Linked DNA regions of Homo sapiens: region 2 is linked to region 1. The links are chromatin contacts, found by Hi-C or POLR2A ChIA-PET in ENCODE. All regions are on one chromosome and are shown on one strand. The core of a region is the stretch at or near the end of the contact, and the rest is flanking DNA. Distances in the headings are between cores, read along the strand shown. Region 1 overlaps FOXN3 (forkhead box N3). Region 2 has its middle 160 kb from the start of TRA-AGC15-1.

Region 1 (5,763 bases), core at 2,303-4,802:
AGATGAACACTACGAAGAATGATAGGAAATACTAAGGAGCATGCAGAGAATCATTTAATACAAGTTGCATAAAATACTTCTCACCAGGTATCAAATTCTACCTAGGAGAGAGATGCCATTTAGGTCATTAAACTGATTTAACTTGTTAATTTACAGCTCTTCCCTACCTTTTTCACAAAATCCAGTCTAATTCTACCTGTGCCTCGGCTGTAAAATCAAGGTGAGGTTTAAGATCCCTTCCAGCAGCCCTAGAATTCTGCAATCTGGCAGATGCATGGCTAAAAAGGTAAAGGACGTCCAGGGGCCAGGTGGTCAGCTCTAAGAGTTCTAACTCAGTGGTAATATCCAGGGGGACCACAATTTTCTCCCATGAGCTGCAAACTGCTCCCCTAAACCACTGAGATAAACATGATTTCCTTTTTGCAAGAGATCACACAACACAAATAGGAGTGATCCTACAACTCTCCTCCATGAATTGTTTTGCATTTACAACAGTCCAGAATCATTGGGAGTTTGGAGGATTTCTAGGTACAACATGAAAAGGAGCCACCAGGACTTTCAAAGGCATTAACGAACGTCATTGATATGAAATATGAGGAGCAGCTCTAGAATGTTGATCAAATTTCACAGTTTGCTGGTCGTTGTTTAAATTTCTGGACCAGAAGGGCCCAAAACAAAAACTACGCTCGCTGAAATGGGCCCAGGAGGGAATTCAGTGCATGCTTTGTGTAACTGGGATTCTTTCCCCACTTTCCCTTAAACCTAGCTCTTTAGTATTTTCTCTTCTCCTCCCACTACAAAGCAAAATCTAATACTGAGTTTTGTAATTGCCTTCAAAGACCATGATTTCAAAGACAAAGGCCAACAGGTGTTTGGTCTTTACATACAGAACAAAATACAACACTAGAAAAGATCAGCAGCCAATTTACCCTCAAGTTACATAATTGGACAACAACCCTATCTTAATACTAAAGGTTGCCACCTTCCTACACTACTGAAACAAACATCTTCTCAAGGGAGGAGATAAAGACAGCTGATCCGGAGCAGAACTTAGGCTGAGAGATGGGTTTTCCCGATGATTCTATTTTGACATGACCTTAAGAATTAATGTTTGCTACTACAGTCAGACCATTAATGCCTGACTTGCTTCATGTTCCATGGGAAGTGCAGTTTTTCACTTGAGGTTGCTGGAGATCCAAATAAAATTAAGCAGCCTTAGACGGTGATTGGATGAAACTCTCATATAATTTGGCAACAAATAGGGTGATCTAGACTTGTAGTCCAGATTATGGCCAGCACTCTTCAAAGCCAATGGCTTTGCCAACAAATGTACTCTGTGCTGAAAGGTGGCATGAATTTAATTTAAGCCTTCTCCTAAGGTTTTGGGGTACCTGAGGTTCCAGTGCTCAGGAAGGAAACCTGGGAAGGTCTGTGAGAGACAGGCTAGGTGAATCCATGAGGCTTTCCATGTTACTTATTTATCAAACACCTACAGAATGCTGACTATGTGCTGGGCACACAGCTGTGTGTGAATCCAAATAACACATGAGGCAGACACACGTTTCCTCTTGAGAAGCCCATGGGCACTTCCCTGAGGTCACACGGCTGCAGGAGATGGACCGAGGAAATGTGGTTCCTGAGTTCACGTACGTATTTTGTTGGTTCAGTTGCTACAGAACAGGCCTTCCCCACATCAGCTTTTTCCCAATCCTCCAGCGAGCCCTGGACATGTCATTCTTTTCTGCCACCTGATGAGGCATGTAGGGATCAAAAAGAGCCCTAAAGGTTAAAAGCAAGGTGGCTGAGATCCAGGGAGGTTGCTGTGACCCAACCCAGGGTGTGGGACAGCCCACGATGCTGTGAATGTAAGAAACCTGGGACTCCTCCTTCCCAAGAAGGCCAGCAACAGCTCTCCCAGGGCTATCCATCATGGGTTCCATTCAATGCAATCTCTGCAAGGGATTTTCCTGGGAAAGCAGCCGAAGACACAGGCATAAAACTTTAAGATGTGTGAGTAGTTATTTTGAGGATGATGTGTCTTGAGGACTTGACGCCCAGGCAAATTTAAAAATAAGCAGGTTTCCAACGTCTAAGGATGGGCCAATCTTGGAGGTTATTGAGTAAAAAGTCAACACCGTAAAGTCAATTACACTATTGACAGATACTCTTACAAGGAGATTTCACATCATAATTATATGCAAAGGAACCTGGCAAATAGAAGCTGTGTAATGATCAGCTAATAAAAGTAACACTTCATCTATGTCAATAACAGTTTCAGAGTTAAGACAAACAAACATGGCCTTTGCCACTCTGTGGAGGAAAAAAAAATCCCTGAAAGACAAATATTTTCACTTAAGGAGAAGTCGCTTAGATTCACAAGGAAAACCTGTCACACAAAAGAGAGTGGGAAATTGGTCTTTAGTGGGTGCTAATGACTCTCCCGCCCTCCCTGGGCCCCAGCTGAACAGACTGGGGCAGCAACCCCTGTAAACATCTGAGCACACACAGAATACTTGGGCACTGCCACGTGGTCTGGGAGATAACATTCTGTGTTGTTCTAGTCTCCACTGCACTGCTTTCCTTTTTAGCCTTGGCTGAGTTTGGGTTCCACTGACATGTGGCCAAATTAAAAATGTTAAAATTATGATGAATGTGAAAATGCAAAACAAGATGTTTTTCCCCAAGCACTTCTTAATGGGTTTTACACAGACACTGATTAGGCAGATGCCTCCATAGCTATGTTTGTGTTCCTTCTTTCCAAAAGCATCTCAGTGTCTACTACCTGCCCTACAAAAAGAGGGCAAAGATACTACAAGCAAGTACCCCTAATGTTCCAGAGCTTACTACCCCTCTTCCCCTAATTTCCCTTAAAACTGAGGGGGGCAAGTTCAGAATTGGTATTTGGACAATTAACTGCTAATGCACAATGGTTTTCTTTACTGGTTATCTCTCTCTCTCTTTCTTTCTTTTTTTTTTTTTTTTTTTTTGACAGAGTCTTGCCCTGTTGCCCAGGCTGGAGTGCAATGGCACAATTTCGGCTCACTGCAACCTCCACCTCCTGGGTTCAGGCGATTCTCCCATCTCAGCCTCCTGAGTAGCTGGGACTGCAGGCACATACCATCACACCCAGCTAATTTTTGTACTTTTAGTAGAGATGATGTTTCACCATGTTGGCCAGGCTGGTCTTGAACTCCTGACCTCAGGTGATCTGCCTGCCTCGGCCTCCCAAAGTGCTGGGATTACAGGTGTGAGCCATCGTGCCCGGCCTCTTTACTGGTTATCTGTTTATGCAAATCGTAACTTGCCTAGCTTCTGCAAACTATGGTTTCACATTTTACCAAAATGATTTTGTTCAAAACTCCTATGATGCTCAGGAAAGTCACTCCTTAATTAGACTATACATCCTTTTGTAGTGGACAGAGATGAAGCAAGCTGTGCCATTACAAAGCTATTGCCACTCAGTCTCAAACCCACCCTTCTACTCTGTTTCCCAAACTGGGGCTGGGGCTGGGGCTGGGGCTGGGGCTGGACTTTACCACTGGGTTCCATGTGAGGCTCCGCCACCAGGGGGTGCCATAGAGAGACTGAGAAGGTGGTGGAGAAAGATAGAACTGGCTCCTGCCTGTTTCCTGTTCTTGTGCCACCCAGCAATGCCTCTGTACCTCAGCAGCAGCATTCATTCTCGGAGGTGCCAAACCCAGTTTGCAGTTTTTCCAGCACTTGCAGAACTGTGTTCCCTTAGGGGCACCAGCACCATCAGAGGCTGCTTCCTAGTCCCTGCCCCCCACGCAAAGGTGAGTTTCAGCTCCATGGGGTGATCATTCCAACCTCTTCCCTTTGTTCCGTCAACCCTAGAGGTGGTAGCTGCCTCCTGCAATGACTCTCTCCATGATACCCTGAGTCATCTTTTACCCTTTCAGTTACCTAGTTAATAACTTCCTACCTGGTTCACAGCTTTGCTTTCTTTCTAATCATTTTGATTTTTACATGGTCTCACTCTGTCACCCAGGCTGGAGTGCAGTGGAGTAATCTCGGCTCACTGCAGTCTTGACCTCCCAGGCTCAAGGGATCCTCCCACCTCAGCCTCCAGAGTGGCTAGGTCACAGGTGTGTGCCACCATGCCCAGGTCATTTTTTTTTTTTTTTTAAATAGAGATAAGTTTTCGCCATGTTGCCCAGGCTGGTCTCAAATTCCTGAGCTCAAGTGATCCACCCGCCGGAGCCTCTCAGTGTTGGGATTACAGGCGTGAGCCAATGTGCCCGGCCTCGGCGAATTTTTAAACTTTTTGTAGAGCTGGGATCTCCCTATGTTGCTCAGGCTGGTCTTGAACTCCTGGCCTCAAGTGATCCTCCTGCCTCAGCCTCCCAAAGTGCTGAGATTATAGGCATGAGCCACCACACCCAGCCCTGGTTAACATTAAAGTCTCTCTGTTCAATTACTTGGTGTGGTTTCTGTCTCCCTACTGAACCTGTCTGATACACAAGTTTGGCTCAGAGGCTGTCTTGTTTTCTTTTACTCTGGAAGGAGCCCAGCTGAGGCACTCAGTGGACTGCATGAGTGGCAACTTTCAACAGAAACAAGACTGTTTGCTGCAGTGCTTTGTTATTCTCTAACTAGAAAGAAACCATCGGTAGTTGAAATAACACCTCAAGAGGGAACTAATCAGTAAAATTTGTCATCATAAATGCCATGAGAGTAAGAATTAAAATGAGAAGGCGGCTCCTGTTGAAGGTCCACCTGTTGTCCGCCTGGCTTTTCTGTGCCCTTCTATAAGGTATGGCTGGGCCCATAGTGAAAGCTACTCTTGAAGGCACTAAAAAAAATGGTCAAGAGGATAAACTGTAAGTCTATATTTAGAATCTGCTAATAAAAATACATTGTTGCTCCAAGCAAAAATAGTTCACAGTCTCCAAGTCTTCTCAACCAAGAAGGTAAACTATGAGGCAACACAGGAAAGATTTTAAGAAAGAATGAAAAACAGAGTATGTCTTTTTCATAAATGTGAGGTAAGAGCATTGGAATTTTGGCTTCATGGAAAGAGGCTTACCACTTAGGAACTCAAGAATTATTGACCTGAGAGTAGCCAGGAAAGATACCGGGGAGGTACAAGAAAAACCTTTCCATGTATTTTTGGAAAATATCCCCTTGTCAGATTAGTAGAAATGATAAGTGGTTTTATAATTTGTTGCTATTCTAATTGCTAACAACTTCCCATCTTATCAGAACCTATAGACCTTTGCTCTGAAGATTATGCGACTTGTCCTGACAACAGCAGGAGGAGTTAAAAGACAAGCTCGTGGAGAAGCTGCACGCGGCAGGGGAGTTTGACCTTGCTTCTCCCTCAGGCCCAGCTAAACACACTTTCTGGGTTGGTTTCCTTTTGGACATGAAACACTATGAAAGCAAAATGGCCTTCAGGTGCAAACTTGATCCGTAAACGCAGAAGGAGAGGGATGGTACCTTCAAGGGATGCAGCTCAGTGAGACAGGCTTTTTCTAAACAAGCAACCAGGACCTGGCACATGCAATAGTGATGCGGCATCAGACAACTGATTGAGAGCTAGCCCTCATCCTCAGGACACAAAGCACCCAGGACAGAAAGGGACACACAGAGAAACTGCTACCATACAGGGTCACTCATTGAAGGGCTAAAGCATGGGGCTAATCGGTTCACGGCAAAGAGAAGTTTCTCTGATGCTGGTTCCCAGACCACATTAAAAAAAGCATTGGGAAGGGATCATCTTTTGTGTCAGATTTTGAAGGA
Region 2 (5,763 bases), core at 1,473-3,972, 40 kb before region 1:
GGAAGTCCTTACAGACAAGTAAAGGTGGTGTGATTTCAGGATCCTTTCTCAATGAAGTTCATAGCATGGTTCAGTAGGACTAAATTCTGACCATATCAACGACACTGAGATCTTGGGCAAGTTCCCTTCTGAGCTTCATGTTCCTTGTCTGTAAGATGAGTGTAATCACTATCTACTGCAACACTCGGTGCTAAGTGCTTAATAATGGTTAGACGAAAAATGACACATTTTTTCACTTAAAACTAAGGCAGAGGGAATGTAATGAATGCCACTGAACTGTACACTTAAAAATGATCAAAATGGTAAATTTTATGTATGTTACTACAATAAAATATTTTTTAATTAAAAAATGTATAAGGACTTATATTTGAACCATGATGAAGTAATAGGGATTGGATTTACTCTCCTGCCTTAAACAACTAGACAAAACATATGAAACAATACCTTTCAGATATTAGAAAACAGATAATACAGAAAGTAATCCCCAGGGGAAGGGAAACAGGGGAAGTAATTTTCAGGCTACAGAACAGGGAGGGAGAACCCAAAGAGAGCTTGATGGTCTTCCTGAGTTGACGAGACAGAGTTGAGAATTTGAGAAGGCCAAGGAAGCTAGAATTTACAAGGCAGGATGCCTTAGAGAAGAGCACTGCACAGAGAAGAAAGAGCTACACAGAGAGAAAGTTCTGAAGATCTGCAGAGGGTTCCCCTTGATTGGCTACTGACCAGTGCAAGTGCATGCATGTGAGAAAACTACCCGAGCAGGAAAAAGAACCAACAAAAAGGAGCAAGCTGAATAATCCCTGGGACTCACTCGGGCTAGGAATAGTTCATGTTCCCACCAGCCGGAATAGAAAAACGTCATAATATACAAAATATACAGAAGGGTATTGTTTCAATAATAAGAAAACTTTATCCCTAAAGTCTGCTCTGGTCCCACCTAAGAAAGCTCAAAAGCAAGCCTCAAAAGGATTGAAGAAATTTAGCTGCCTACCAGAACAAATGTCAAGAATATTTGAAGGGAAACAAAAATATCCAGCATCCAACAACACAGCACCTAGTATTCAGTAAAAAAAAATTACCAGGCGTGCAAAGAAGCAGGAAAACATGCCCCAAATGAAGAGAAAAATTGATCAGTAGAAACAGACTCAGACATGACACAGATAATATAATTAGTAGAAAAGGACATTAAGCCAGTTATTATAATTGTTTTCCATATGCTCAAGAAGGTGGGCAAAAGCATGAGCATGCTGAAGAGAGACACAGAAAACATTAAAACAAGAACCAAATAAAACAACTAGAGATGAAAAAGATAATGTCTGCAATAAAAATACACTGCACAGGATTAACAACAGATTAAACATTGCAGAAAAATGCTAATAAACTTAAAGACAGCAATTGAAACTATCCAAAGTGAAACAGAGAGAAAAATGACGCCCCAAAACGAGCAAAGCGATCAGTGAGCTATGGAACAACTTCAAGCAGCCTAATATATATGTAACTGGAGCCCCTGAAGAAGAATGAGTAGGAACAGAAAAAATATTTGCAGAAGTAATGGCCAAAACTTTTGCAAATTTGAAGAAAACTATAAATTCAGGCTTAAGAAGCCTAGGAAATTCCAGGCACGAAAATCAGGAAGAAAATGATACCAAGGCACATGAAAAATTGAATTGCCTAAAACTAGTAGTAAAGAGAAAATCTTAAAAGCAGTCGGGGTAGGGGGAGGAAGTACACTTTACATACAGAGGGGCAAAAGAAAGGATGACAGCAGATTTCTCACCAGAAATAGTGTTAGGTTAGAAGACAAGACAGATGTGTCTTTAAAATCCTGAAATAAAAAAAGCTGTCAACCTAGAATTCTATACCTAGCAGAAGTATCTTTCAAAAGTGAAAGCTGACAAACTAAAAGCTGAATGAATTCATCTCCAGCAAACCCGCACTACAAGAAATATTAAAGTCCTTTGCACTGAAGAAAAATGATACTAGATGGAAACACCAAGAAATAAAGAGCATTAGAAATGTTATCTGTCTGAACAAATATAAAAGACCTTATCCTTTACTTTAAAAATAACTTTAAACACTAAAGCAGAGGATCTCTTTCTCCTGCCATTTAAATTGTCTATTTTCTGGAGTAGAGAATTCACAGAACTGTGAATCCATGATGTGAAATTTCAGCTTCTTGCAAATGACTGAAGGCAATTATTTACCTCTCTAGAACTCAGTTCCCCTCACTTGTCAACAGGGGACAAGATGATAAGCTAATGAATAACACAATCCTTTGTAAAATTAAAAGCAGCATATAAACATCACTGGTCTTCCTTTAATTTTGCAGTCCCTTCCAAGAAAACAGCTTCGCATGGTGATGTTGAGGCCTGCCCAGCTGGTGCTGATGCTAAGATCTGCTTCCCAGGCAGCAGGCCTGTGCCTCCATTTACCCTCAAAGGAGAATCTCCCTCCCTCCTTAGGGGTTGGGGAGATGCCCTGAGAACACACTTTCCCTTTCAATATAATCCCTTATTCTGGTGCCCCTCACCCAATACTCCTGCAAAACCTAGCAGTGCCTCAGTTGTTCTTGCTAGCCTTGCCCAGTGAGGGATTTGGGCTCATGGAATAACATTCTTTTCTGGCTGGGCACGAAGCAAGAAGTTGAGCCTCATTCAGAGTGGCAGCAGGCCAGGCCTTCTTGCCTGTTGGCTCTTCCTGTTTGCTCAGGCCAAGGCAGCACTGGGGTGACCCACACCGAGGGCCGCACCAGTGGGCAAAGGGCCAGGCCCAAGTTTGAGGTTTAGGGGTGGTGAGTCATGCTGGAGTCATGGCCTGGGCTGGGAGAGGCACCGCCACTCCAGCAGACTGCTCAGAACTCTGTCCCTCCAGCTTTCCTTTCAACAAATATCTTCTGGGTACCCACTTGTATACCCGACTCAGAGTCAGGTGCTTTCTATACATTGTTGAATTTCTTCTTTAAAATGGCCTGTGAGATTGGTCTTTATATTCCCATTTCACAGGTGTGGAAACTGAGGCTCAGAAGGGTGAAATTGTAGGTCCAAGTGCACACAGCCAACTGCAGACACAGCTGGATTCAAGCCCTTTTTGAACCTGTATGTCACTCTTCCTGCACGACCTGGATGTTTGCATACTCACAGGGCACAGGGGACTAAGGTGGCTTTGGAAGCAGAAGCGGGAGAGTAACAACAGCTAACATTTATAGAAGGGCTACCATGTGCCAGCCACTGTGCAAACTCCTCACAAGAATGGTCTCATTTCATCCTCGAAGGGACCCTGAGAACTAAATACTAGTATTTTCCTTATTTCTCTTGTGCAGCATTGCATAGTGTGCAAGGGGTGGACTGGGCTTTGCAGTAGATCCAATACTTTGTCCCAAAGAGACCACGGATCTTATGTTGGTTCCCCCAGGAATGAACCTGGAGACGGTGTAGTTTAATTGGGAGGGGATCCCAGGAAGCACTGAGTTGGGGAAGGTGGGTAGGTGGAGAAACAGGAAAGTGCAGGAAGCATGTAAAAGGTATGATGTGGAACAGGTTGCTACTATGGGCAATGGGGTCTTTATTCCTCCTGGAACCTTTGGAAAACAGCATGGGGCAGTGCTTCTCAAAGCTGAACACGCACTCGAAGCTCCTGGGATGCTGTTAACATGCAGACTCTGATCCAGAAGCTCAGGGTGGGGCCCAAGACTCTGCATGTCTAACAAACTCCTAGTGATGTCAGTGCTGCTGGTCCCTGGACCACACTTTGAGTAGCAGGGTTGTAGCACATATCTCAGAAGTGTTTCACTAGAAGGTGGAGGGGGCTGGGATTATGAAACTCCAGCTTCCATCTCTCCTTGGCTGAAGGCTGCGGGGAGTGGGGCTTCTCTGCTCTCCTGGCCCACCTGGGAAAGGCCTTTAGGTAGCCTGCTGTGTGGTGGGCAGTCCTTTGGCAGGTATTGCAATGTGAATGCCAGCGGGCCTGGGAGGACACTGACAGCTTCGACTCCACTGTGGGATTGCCCTGCGTGCACTGTCCTTCCAGCTCACAGGACTCCCGCCTGCCCCTCGGTGGGAGGGAAGCCTAGGTGTGCCCACGGGCATGTGCTGAGAGCAGCTGAGCCAGTCAGGAATAGCCACTCCTCAGCAGGGGTCCCAGGCAGTAACCACAAAAAAAACCTCTGGGCTGCTCCTAGAGCTAGTCTGGACCTCCGGATTCCTGAGTGGGGCTCCTCCCCATTCCTGCAACCACTCTTGAACACAGAAGTTGGGGGGCAGCTTTAAAAACACTCCAGTCATCAGGGGGGGTCTTGGCAGGGACTCAGCCAGAATCCGTGGACATAGACCTGTGGGGCTTTGTGTTCTTGTTTGGCCTGGCCTGGTGTGATCCCGGGAATGCGTCACGGAGGCTCCTCCCCACAGCGCGGGGCTCCTGAGGAAGGTGGCAAAACATCTTTCTGGCTCGAGACCTGCTCATTGGTCAGGGCACAGTCCTGGTCCCTTGGCAGACATCAAGAACCTCCCAGGCCCAGGGAGTGATGGCATGAAGTCTCTGCAAATGAAGGGGCTCAGGCAGCAGAACAGTGGCCGCCTCAGCCAACACTGGGCAGTAGGTGGGGCAGGGCTAAGCCTGCAGGTGAGAGAGAGCCTGGGACCTGTGTGGAGAGCTTCTCAGGGACAGGCCAGGAGGCAGGGATGACAGCTGGGGTGGAGCCTCCCTCACTGCCTCCTGGCCTTTAAAAGATGACTCGGCGGCTTTTCTTTAGGTGTGCCTCCAAACACCTGGGTTCAAGTCTTAGCTCTGCCACATAATAGCTATGACGCCTCAGGCAAATTATTTCACCTGTTACATCTCAACATCATCATCTGTCCAATGGGAATAGTCATCCTCCCATCACAGGTCATGAATGAGACAACACTGGCGTAGCACTTCATACAGGCTGCGCTTTGTGGTAAATGCTCAACAAGTGGGCGTTGTTCTCATGGAATAATGGGATACTCTTTTTCTTCCCACTGTATTTACTTTTCAACTCAGGGGACGGGGTTCTTTAGTAAAGTGGATAAAGTGCCAGACTGCTAGCTTACTAGAGCATAGGAGCTCTGCTCTGAGAAGAGGTCAATATTAACAGAAGAACGATGTGTTTGTCATGTAAATGCGCTACCGGGAAGAAGCCGGGACACCTAAGAAAGCCAGAGTAGGATGTGGAAATTCTGGAATGGAGCCTGCGTCCTGGAGGGTCAGCTTTGAAGCAGGGAAAGAGAAGAGCAAGAGGAGACCACAGAGAACAGGGGGGCTCCAGGATGCCCACTGGAGGGGCCTCTGTGTGACCAGCAAGGTGAGTTGACAGCAAAGGTAAACAATGTTTAGCATTCTCTCTGGGCTCTGTGCATATGGGTGCCCCGGATCAGGAGCCAAGCCACTGGGGTTCAAACCCCAGCTCCTCCCTTAACATCTGTGTTTTCTTGGGCAAATTACTCAGACTCTCTGTGCCTCAGTCCCGTCATCTGTAAAACGAGGATAATAAAATTAGCTGCCTCGCAAGTTTGAAGAGAGATGAAGCAGGTTCATATCTGTAAAGTGCTTGCCACAAGCCCTGGCATACAGCCAATGCTCAACATATGAGGGGACTTCAAAAAGTCTGTGGGAAAAATGAAGTTAAAAAATAAAAATTTAAAATATAAACTTTATTTTTCAACGTGAGCTCCATCAAGTTCAAGACACTTTTGTAAATGATGACACCAGCCATTTAGTACATCCCTAAGAACAGAGGGTCTTGGGAAC

What was found. Hi-C counts contacts between places; a loop is a spot of excess contacts on that map. ChIA-PET counts read pairs that join two places held with the same protein, here RNA polymerase II (POLR2A). Pooled maps may share reads with other maps.
Region 2: a loop to region 1 is called in a map of PC-3, with 3 times the contacts of the local background. The contact joins two enhancer-like sites. A Hi-C loop is called at or near these places in 1 of 168 maps with a recorded cell type or tissue (PC-3) and 1 of 50 pooled maps. POLR2A ChIA-PET finds 5 or more read pairs at or near these places in 5 of 52 experiments (AG04449, K562, RWPE1 and 1 more).

The regions. Positions count from the first base shown.
Region 1 is chr14:89,174,044-89,179,806 of GRCh38, forward strand. All of the region lies in intron 5 of FOXN3 (forkhead box N3), which reads right to left. Among named protein-coding and RNA genes, the nearest start is that of FOXN3-AS3, 170 kb to the right of the region's middle. RefSeq lists an enhancer at 1,154-1,655. Within about 2 kb of position 3,553, at least 5 of the 41 ENCODE cell types and tissues checked have a DNase peak (open chromatin) inside an H3K27ac peak, as active enhancers do.
Region 2 is chr14:89,134,974-89,140,736 of GRCh38, forward strand. No RefSeq gene overlaps it. Among named protein-coding and RNA genes, the nearest start is that of TRA-AGC15-1, 160 kb to the left of the region's middle. RefSeq lists an enhancer at 4,454-5,375. Within about 2 kb of position 2,723, at least 3 of the 41 ENCODE cell types and tissues checked have a DNase peak (open chromatin) inside an H3K27ac peak, as active enhancers do.